2 separate regions of the Homo sapiens genome follow, and region 2 is linked to region 1. A link is a contact called in ENCODE Hi-C data. All regions are on one chromosome and are shown on one strand. Each heading gives the region's core, a stretch centred on a gene start or an enhancer-like site at or near the end of the contact. The rest is flanking DNA. Distances are from core to core; before and after follow the strand shown. Region 1 holds the start of LINC00957 (long intergenic non-protein coding RNA 957). Region 2 holds the start of POLR2J (RNA polymerase II subunit J).

Evidence for each region. Hi-C counts contacts between places; a loop is a spot of excess contacts on that map.
Region 2: a map of GM11168 shows a loop between it and region 1 (39-fold over the local background). The contact joins the promoter of POLR2J here to the promoter of LINC00957 in region 1. A Hi-C loop is called at or near these places in 2 of 168 maps with a recorded cell type or tissue (GM11168 and K562).

The regions. Positions count from the first base shown.
Region 1 is chr7:44,036,545-44,041,730 of GRCh38, forward strand. It overlaps LINC00957 (long intergenic non-protein coding RNA 957), which reads left to right and starts at 2,505. Exons shown (of 3, transcript NR_072982.1): 1 at 2,505-2,605; 2 at 3,350-3,818. It also overlaps the pseudogene RASA4CP. RefSeq lists an enhancer at 1-339 and silencers at 3,791-3,880, 3,971-4,080.
Region 2 is chr7:102,476,322-102,481,507 of GRCh38, forward strand. It overlaps POLR2J (RNA polymerase II subunit J), which reads right to left and starts at 2,601. Exons shown (of 4, transcript NM_006234.6): 1 at 2,487-2,601. The coding sequence starts at 2,539. RASA4B (RAS p21 protein activator 4B) reads right to left here. Exons shown (of 21, transcript NM_001367767.2): 21 at 3,655-5,186.

The sequences.
Region 1 (5,186 bases), core at 1,255-3,754:
CCATAGAGCTCAGGCCACTCCCACAGGGCTCATGCCACTCCCACAGTACCCAGGCCACTCCCACAGCACCCAAGCCACTCCCACAGTGTTCAGGCCACTCCCACAGCACCCGCTCCCCTCCCCGCACCTTGCACTGCAGGTAGGCAGTCTGGGGCCTGCCGGCGTCGTCCGTGTAGATGACCTGCATGACGTGCGAGCTGCCAAAGTTCTTTTCCTCAACCTTTTCTGCTGCCCGGATGTTGGCTAACTTGATGAGGGCGCTTTTCTGGGGCAGTCAGGGAGGAGGAGGCTCAGGGACCTAGCCAGGGGCATTCCATTCCCCATCTCTGGGCCTCAGTCTCCCCTTCTGCAGCACCAGGGGTAGGCGTGGGAGACCCAGAGTGACCTCAGCCAGGGCAGAGCACAGACTGATGGTGACCAAGTGCCCAGCAACTGGGAGAGGAGGACCTGGCCTCTCTGGGGGGCACTCCCAGAAGGCCTCGGAGGTGTGAGCTTTGGGGTAGTGTCTGGACAGCCAGCATTCCCTGGGCTACAAAGTCAATCCAGCCGTGGCCAAGGCTTTGTGACTTTGCATTTATTAATTTTCCAACTTGCTTTTGTAGTCCCAAGCTCTAACAGTCATATCCTGACCGGGCGCAGTGGCTCACACATGTAATCCCAGCATTTTGGGAGGCCGAGGAAGGCGGATCACCTGAGGTTGGGAGTTCGAGACCAGCCTGACAAACATGGAGAAACTCCGTGTCTACTAAAAATACAAAATTAGCCGGGCATGGTGGTGCATGCCTGTAATCCCAGCTACTTGGGAGGCTGAGGCAGGAGAATCGCTTGAACCCGGGAGGCGGAGGTTGCGGTGAGCCAAGATCGCACCATTGCACTCTGGCCGGGGCAACAAAAGTGAAACTCCATCTCAAAAAAAAAAAAAAAAATGGGACCAGAATTAAATAATGCCCATGTAGTCAAATCTTTCAACCCTGGCAAGGAAGATGTATAATAATCATCTGAGTGCTTTGGGAGGCTGGGGCAGGAGGATTGCCTGAGGCCAGGAGTTTGAGAACAGCCTGGGCAGCATAGCAAGACCCCATCTCTGCAAAAAAAAAATGTTAAAGAAAATTAGCTGGGCTTGGTGGCACGTGCCTGTAGTCCCAGCTACTCAGGAGGCTGAGGCAGGAAGATTGCTTGAGCCCAGGAGTTTGAGGCTGCAGTCAGCTATGATCGCACCACTGCACTACAGTCTGGGTGACAGAGCAAGACCCTGTCTCAAAAAATAATTATCATCATCTGAGGGGTCTTTGGTCGGAAGGGGCGGGCCCCTCATCTGGTGGGACCCCTGAGCTGGTTGAGAACAGGGTGGGTGATGAGCTCCTTCACCTACTCCTAGCCTGCTCTCACCTGCCCAGGGCTAGGCTGGGTACTCCTGGAAGATCATCCCCATAGCCTGCATGACTAGGGGCAGGTGTACAGCAAGCAGTCACCAGGTCCATGGAGGAAGTATGTCCTCAGCCCTTCCTGGGAGAAGAGAGCTTGCAGGAGAGGTGACCCATGACTCAGAGAGGGCTGTACAAGGTGATCTTTGAGATCCCCTCCCACACCAAGATTCCATGCTTCTATATTCCTGCCCGTTCCAGGAAGCCTCCCCTGTTTGCCCTAGCCTCCTACTCATCTAGCAGCCCAGGTGATGTACTATCTTTAATAATACCATTTGCCTAAATAGTACTACCTGCCAGGCCCTGGGTCAGGACCCTTAGGGAGATCATCTCATTTAATCCTCAACAACCTGGTAAGGTCGGATCAACTTCCTCCATATTCATTTTTTTTTTTGAGACGGAGTCTTGCTCTGTTGCCCAGGTTGGAGTGCAGTGGCACGATCTCGGCTCACTGCAACTTCTGCCTCCCGGGTTCAAGCGATTCCCGTGCCTCAGGCTCCCGAGTAGCTGGGACTACAGGCACCCACCACCACACCCGGCTGATTTTTTGTATTTTTAGTAGAGACGGGGTTTCTCCATGTTGGCCAGGCTGGTCTCAAACTCCTAACCTCAAGTGATCCACCCGCCTTGGCCTCCCAAAGTCCTGGGATTACAGGCGTGAGCCACCGTGCCCGGCCCTCCTAGGTTCTGACAAGCAGTACAGATGCCACACACCTGGCTTTCTTCTCTGACCCCGGGGGTACCTCAAGTGGGCTCCAAGGAAGGGGACAGGTGCCTCTAAGGTGCCCCACTTGCCGGCCTCTCAGAGCCCCACTTGCCGGCCTCCCTCCTTACCCACCTTGGAGCTGGGCGTCTTCGCGAAGCTGAGGGCCTCGGTAGTGAGGGAGAAGTAGAGCTTCTTGAAGGAGGAGGACATGAGGGGGCCCTTGCCCTTGGTCCTGTGGATGAAGAGTGGCCCCTCCTTCACAGGTGGCGCCTGCAAACTCAGCGTCCGCTGCAGGTCCAGCTCTGCCAGGCCAGGGAGGGAGGGGAATAGAGAGCCCAGGGAATGAGGGCGGGACTGGGGGGGGGGGGCGGAGCAGTGGGCGGGGCCATGGGGCTCAAGGGCTGAGCAAATCTGAACAGCAGGCAGTGGACGTAGTCATGGGGCTCAAGGGCGGAGCAAACATCAACAGCTGGTGGTGAGCGGGGTGACAGGTGGACTGAGGAAGGCAGGGCCATGGGCTTGGAGGCGGGACACGCGTCAGTAGCAGGTGGCGGCGGGGCTATGGAGCTCAAGGATGGAGCAAATGTCAACAGGCACAGATGATGGGAGGTGAGGCCATGGGTCTAGGGGTGGGGCAAACGTCAACAGCAGGCAGTGGGCAGGGTCACAGGAAGCACAAACAGTGGTGCGTGGGTCTATGGCCTGGGGGCCTGGCAAATGTCAACAGCAGGCGGTGGGTGGGGCCACGAGAGGAACAAACAGCGGTGGGTGGGGCCGTGGGGCTCAAGGGCGGAGCAAACGTCAGCAGTAGGCTGTGGGCGGGTCTGTGCAGGGCGGCGCTCACCGTCCTTCTCCTCGATGTCCACGAGCTTGGTGATGAAGTCCTTCAGCTGCGCCACGCCCTGGCGCACGGTGGGCTGCAGCGGCTCCATCCAAGCCTCCTTGGCCCTGGAAGCCGGCGTGTCCATGTTGCCCACGTTCTGGACTGCCTGGAGGTGACAGCAGGAAGGACCAGGTTCTGCTAGGTTAGGGGCCTAGCCACTGCACCCCCTCCCACCCCCCCTCCCCAAGTCTTTGCTACTCAGCTGTAGCGATGGAGGCAGAGGCGACAGAGGCCATGCCCACGGGCCCCCTCCAGCCCCACTAGGGATCAGGGAGGAGAGGATCATGAAGTTTGATGCCTTATGATAACTGAGACCACTTGGGCCTTCCTCTGTAGGTTTAACTGACGCTGCTGCACTGGATACCCCACCCCGGTGCCGGGCACATAGGTGCAGCCTGAGAGTAAGCAGACCTGGGTTGGAAGGTCCCGCGATTCACCACCGACAGGATGGGCGGCCTTGGCAACCCCCGACCCCTCGCAGGCCTGTTCCCTTATCCATGAGATGGAACTCGGACAAGGTGGCCACAGGAAGGCTTTGCAAACTGTGAAGTGCAGTGCCTACGTGGGCGTGCCAGTGGCCTCGCCGGAGCCGGTAGGGAACACTCTGCAGTCCAGGCCAGGGCCCCGGTAGGACACCCAGCTGTGCATCCCGCCCGTGGCCGCAAGGCCCGCACCTTGGCCAACAGGAGCAGGGTGCGGCTGGTGCGGGCGTCCGCGTGGCGCTCCCGCAGGTGGAAGAGCTTGGGCGACATGATGGCGGGAGAGAAGAAGCGCAGGCACAGGAAGCTGGTGACGGCGATGAACGGTACATTCTGGAGGGGTGCGGAAGAGCGCGGGCTGGAGTCCCCCAGACCAGGGCTCCTGGCAGCCCCCTCCCCTTAGGCTCCGTCCCTGACCCTCGCCGGGACACAGCCTCCCTGGTCCTCCCCAGCGCTCCCTGGTTCCCCACCGCTCTTCGCCCGCCCCTCGCCCCAGCCCAGTCCAACCCGGCCCAGCCTAGCCCAGCGGGTGGAGGGCGCACCTCGTGCTGGGCGCCGGGGAAGCGCTCGCGCACGCGCCGGAAGAGCTGGCGGAAGGTGGCGCGCACCACGGCGGGGCACGCGGGAACCGAGCGGCTGAGCGCGCTCAGCAGGGCCCCCAGGTGGGCGCGCAGCGTCTGCGCGCTCTGCTCCAGCACCTCGGCCTCGGTCTGCGGGCGGTGCAGCCCGGAACACCTGCGTGGAACGGGGCGGGTTGGCAGAGGAGGTCACGGTCAGCGCCAGGGCCACGACAGGAACAGTGGCTCTCACAGCAGCCGGGACACGGACACAGGGGACAATACACGGGTGGGCAGAAGCACAAACACACATGCTGACAGGGCCTGATCCCAACCCGCTGCCGCTGCGCCCCGCACCCCCCCGGAGTTACCCCCGGCCTCACCCTACATCCTTAACTTCCACTTTGCTGGGGTCCAGCTCCACGTACTTCTCCTCAAACACCTTGTTGATGATGGGGCCCAGGACGCCGTGCAGGTACTGCATCCCGGCCACCTGGGGACCACCGCAGGTCACATTGATCCTGTCTCCCCCAGTCCCACTCCAGCTGCCCACCTTCTCCCGGCAGCCGCCCTTGCACCGTTTGCCTGCCGTATCCGCCCAGGAGGGGGACAGGTACACAAGCAGGGCAAACTGTTTATTCATGAATGAATGAATGAGTGAGTGAATGAATGACTAGAATTCTTAGCCCTTGTAATCCTAGCACTTTGGGAGGCCGAGGCAGGAGGATCACTTGAGGCCAGGAGTTTGAGACCAGCCTGGGCAACATAGTGAGACTGTCTCTAACTTAAATTTTAATCACACACACATTCTTTTGGGGGGGGGGGGTGCGGGGCACGGAGTCTAGCACGGGGCCCAGGCTAGAGTGCAGTGGCGTGAGCTCACTACAATCTCTGGCTTCTGGTTCAAGTGAGTCTCCTGCCTCAGCCTCCCCAGTAGCTGGGATCACAGGTGCCCACCACCATGCCAGGCTAATTTTTGTATTTTTAGTAGAGATGGGGTTTCGCCATGTTGGCCAGGCTGGTCTCGAACTCCTGACCTTAAGTGATCCGCCCGCCTCAGCCTCCCAAAGTGCTGGAATTACAGGCATGAGCCACTATGCCCAGCCACATTCTTAACCTTAAAGGGCTCTCAATATG
Region 2 (5,186 bases), core at 1,351-3,850, about 58 Mb after region 1:
CCCTGAGTCTAAACCCTGTCTCCTCCCGGCCAGGTGTGGTGGCTCGTGCCTGTAATCCCAACACTTTGGGAGGCTGAGGTGGATGGATGACCTGAGGTCAGAAGTTCAAGACCAGCCTGCCCAACATGGCAAAACCCTGCCTGTACTAAAAATACAAAGAAAAAAAAAATTAGCTGAGTGTGGTGATCCATGCCTGTAGTCCTAGCTACTTGGGAGACTGAGGCAGGAGAATCACTTGAACCTGGGAGGTGGAGTTGCAGTGAGCCGAGATCATGCCACTGCACTCCAGCCTGGGCAACAGAGTGGAACTCTGTATCAAAAATATAAAAATAAAAAGGAAAAATAAGCTCTGCCTCTTCCTGAAGGCCTTTCTCAATCTCTTCATCCCATAAAGGCCTCGCCAACCCGGTCCCCTACTTCCTGCTACCCCAGGTCTATGGAACCTTGGCCTTTTCTGAATTCCTCCTTTTTTTTTTCCGGTAGAGATGGGGTTTTGCCTTGTTGTCCTCGCTGGTCTTGAACTCCTCGCCTCAAATGATCTCTCCTGCTGCCCAGGCTGGAGTGCAGTGGTGTGATCATAGCTCACTGTAGCCTCCAACTCCTCGGCTAAAGTGATCCTCCCGCCTTAGCCTCCTGAGTAGCTGGGACCACAGGCGCACGTCATCATGCCTGGCCTGTTCCTTTTTTCTTACGCCAACATAATGAAACAACCAAAAGGTGAAGAAGAGAGGCCCTGAAGTTACACGGTGAGGCTGGTCCTGACCCTGTGAGTTCCGAAAGCAACCATCCCCCTGGCTGGAGTGTGCAGTCCTTCCATCCATTCCCCAAAACAAGTCATGCTCTGGCATTTACTATGATTTTAGTGAACGCTTAGATGGACAAAGACAGGAAACTTCCATTGGATTTTCCAAGACAAGGGGTTTTCAGAGTGCAGTTCCCAGATAAGCAGCATCAGAATCCCCTGGGAACTTGTTAAGAGTCTCCCACCTCCCACTTACTGGACCCAGAACTCTGGAGGTGGGGCACAGGGATCTATGGTTTAAGAAGCCCTTCAGGTGATTCTAATGCACACTCAATTTGAGGGCAACTATGCTGACAGTAAAATCTCACACAGGTGAGAGGTATCAAGTTGAATATCCTTTTTTCTAAGGTGGTTTCTCCAGGCTGACACCACACACATTTTAGGGTGCATCATTCTTTCCTGTGGGGTGCTGTCTTGTGGACATTGTAGGACATCAGCAGCATCCCTGACCTCTACCCAGTAGATTCCAGTCATAACCCCCTTTGACAACCAATAATGTTCTGTTATTGCCACATGTCCCTTGTGGGGCCAAATGGTCCCCAGTTGAGAGTCTGCTCTAAAGGAGGCCGAAGTGGCTGGCAAGGGCCAGACCAAGACCTCTGCACGCCAACCTGGGAACAATAAGAGCCAATGGTTACGAGGTTTTCCAGGGGCTGAGCTTTGGACCAAGAGTTTTACACAAATTACCTCATCCAATTCTTTTTATTTTGACACAGGATTGCGCTCAGTCGCCCAGGCTGGAGTGCAGTGATGCGATCAAAGCTCACTGCAGCCTGGAACTCCTGTGCTCAAGCAATCCTCCCACCTGAGCCTCCCAAAGTGCCGGGATTAAAAGCGTGAACCAGCGCACCTGGCCAGATCCCTTTTTTTGTTTTTTGAAACGGAGTTTCGCTCTTGTTGCTCAGGCTGGAGTGCAATGGCGTGATCTCCGCTCACCTCAACCTCCACTTCCCAGGTTCAAGTGATTCTCCTGCCTCAGCCTTCTGAGTAGCTGGGATTACAGGCATCTGCCACCACGCCCGGCTAATTTTGTATTTTTAGTAGAGACAGGGTTTCTCCATGTTGGTCAGGCTGGTCTTGAACTCCCGACCTCAGGTGATCCGCCCGCCTCGGGCTCCCAAAGTGCTGGGATTACAGGTGTCAGCCACCGCACCCGGCCTGAATCCCACGTTTAAGTACAGTAATAAACTCATTTTCCAGATGAGGAAACAGGGCCTCCGACAGATCAAGCCACTCGCCCACAGATACAGAGTGAGCCCAAGCTCTCTCCCCTGGACTCCTTCAACCCGCAGGCAGCGAGGAGCCACTGCGGCTTTTACGCAGGCCGCTGACAGATCGGAGGGGATGAAGGATGGAGGTGGCGGGCGAGAGACAAAAGAGGAAGCTGCCAGATCCCAGAGGAAAAGGGCTATGGAGAACCAGACACTCTGGGTTCGAATACAAGCGCCGCCACTTCCTGTGTCCGGGGCAACTTGCTCGCCTCCAAGCCTCAGTGTCCTCATCTGCAACATGGACACACTCGCGACTGCCTCGCGGAACGGCCTTAAATTTGGCTGACACAGGCCGAGCAGACGATCAAGCAAAAGCTGTTTCCCTCCCGGGGCAAGAGATGGGCAGGAGACACCCCAGAATGCGACAGCCGCAGGCCCGCGCACCTCGGCCCGCCGCAGCCGGCGTCACTTACTTCTTCTCGCCCTCGAAGAGCAAGAACGACTCGAAGGCTGGAGGGGCGTTCATGCTCCCGCCGCCGTTGCGTCCAGACCCCAAGGGTCCGCCGCCGCCGCCACCAGAGCCCTAATAAGAGGCCTCTTCCGGATTACTCCGGCGGGGCAAACCCGCTCAAGGATCGGCTCATCGCCCCCTGTTGGGCTGGAGGATCTTGCGCAGGCGCGAGAAAACCCCGAGAGAGACCAGTGCCTCTGCGCATGCGTCAGTGGCGAGCGCACCGCCCCCCCCCCCGCCCCCGCCACCCCGCACCCCGCCCCCCGGCATGGCTTTCCCCGTGGGCGCTTTTCGGCGCATGCTCAGAGCGCCGGCAGGGCTGTTCTGCCCCTACAGAGGCCTCCTAGTCCTGGCTGAGCGGGAACCTCAAGCTGTACCTTTCTCCTTTCCCCATGTCCCTTGATCTTTCTTTGGAAACGTGCACCCCCTTGGAGTGCGCAGCAGGAGGCCCCTGAATAGAGAGAATAAAGCTAAGGGGTAGTGGACAGCTGCGGCTAGCAGCCGTAGGGGGAGCAGAAGATCTCGTGGCCAGAGGCAGATCTATGACAAGCCCCCTGCCCAGGCTGCCTATACCGACTGCTGCAGGACCTCTGCCTGGGGGGTGCAGCTGGCTTGTTAGCCGGGAGGGACAATTGGGTGAGGGATGCAGAAGGAGGCAGGTGTATACAGCAGTGAGAGGGGAGCCCGTAGGGTTACGTATATCTTTTTATATATTATTATTATTATTTAGAGACAGCGTCTCCCTCTGTCGCCCAGGCTGAAGTACAGTGGCGCCATCATGCAGCCTCCAACTCCTGGGCTCCAGAGATCCTCCTGCCTCAGCCTCCCGATAGTTAGGACTGCAGCCATGTGCCATCACACCTAGCTATTTTTTTTTTTTATTTTTGGAGATGGTGGGGGGGGGGGTCTCCCTATGTTGCCCAGGCTGGTATTGAACTCCTGGCCTCCAGCAGTCCTCCAGCCTCAGCCTCCCAAAGTGCACTTGGTGGATGTGGGCAGCAAGCCACCCAGGTGCCGAGGCAAGAGACCGAGGGCACGAGCTGTTCCAGTATAATAAAATATATAAAATAAGAATAGTTATACTAGATATAGATCTTAGATATGATTATATATGAATCATTAATCATTAGTTTGTAGTAATTATTCTTTATTCCAATATTATAATAATCCTCGCTCTACAATCATAACCTAGGAAACACCAGGCCATACAGAGATAGGAGCTGAGGGGACAATGAGGAGTGACCAGAAGACAAGAGTGCGAGCTTTCTGTTATGCCCGGACAGGGCCACCAGAGGGCTCCTTGGTCTAGCGGTAACGCCAGCATCTGGGAAGACACCTGTTGCCAAGCCCACCGTGGTCTAGCTGTAGCGTTAGTGTCAAGGAAAAACACCCGCTACTTAGCAGACCAGGAAAGGGAGTGTACAGTGAGATCAGGATGAGGGTGGTGAGGTGGTGATCAGGGGGACCCATGCTTCTGCTCAGGGGGTTGGCAGAAGCCAGCAAGGCTTGGGGTTTCCCTGTTTGGAGCTCTCCAAGTTGAGAGTGCAGAGGAGTGTGAGATGCGTGTGAAAATGCAAACTTGGCTCTCCCTGGCTGGAGGCTGGCATTGGGTGAGTCTCTGGTAGGACCAGGCCATGTATACTTTTTAAGCTTTTTTATTCTTGAAAAGTTCAAAGATATACAAAGATAGACTATGCAGGATAATGAGCCCCCACATACTCCGCATCTCTTGTCTGTAATTATCAGCTCGTGGCTACCTCTACCTCTCCCCTCTACCTCTTGTCTCATCTCTACCTCTCCCCCTGACCCCTGCCTCTGGGTCATTTTGCAGCAAATCCCAAATGCCTATATCATTTATCCTAAATATTCCATAAACATTCCACTATGTAGCTCTGAAAGATAAGGACGCTTACAACACAACTGCAATATCTTTTTTGTTTGTTTGTTTGTTTTTGTAAAGACGGGGATTTCGCCACGTTGCCCAGGCTGGTCTCGAACTCCTGAGCTCAAGCGATTCTCCCACCTCAGCCTGCCAAGTAGCTGGGATTACAGGCATGTGCCACTGTGCCCAGCCAAGTGCAGTATCTTATCACACCTTTACAAAATTAATAATTCCAATCATCCTATAGTTGATTAGTGTTCAAATTTCCAATTGCCTCATAAAAAGATCATTTCTTAACATTTTGTTTTGTTGCAATTGGTTAAATATCTTCTCTTTTTTATACTTTTTATTGTAGTAAAATAGGTATAACATACAATTTGCCATTTTAACCATTTTAAGTGTTTAACTCAGTGGTGTTAATTACATTCACAATGTGTAGCCATCACCACTATTTAGTTCAAAAATTTCAAGTCTCCTTTATTTTCCCTTTTTTTTTTTTTTTTTTTTAATTTTAGGGACTAGGTTTTGCTATGTTGCCCAGGCTGGCCTTAAACTCCTGGCCTCAAGGTGATCCTTCTGTCTTGGCCTCCCGAGTAGCTGGGACTAGAGGTGTGCACCGTCACACCCAGCTTCAAGTCTCTTATTATAAAGTTCTGGCCACGCACAGTGGCTCGCAACTGTAATCTCAGCACTTTCGGAGGCCAAGGCGGTCAGATCACCTGAGGTCAGGAGTTCGAGACCAGTCTGGCCAACATGGAGAAACTCCGTCTCTACTAAAAA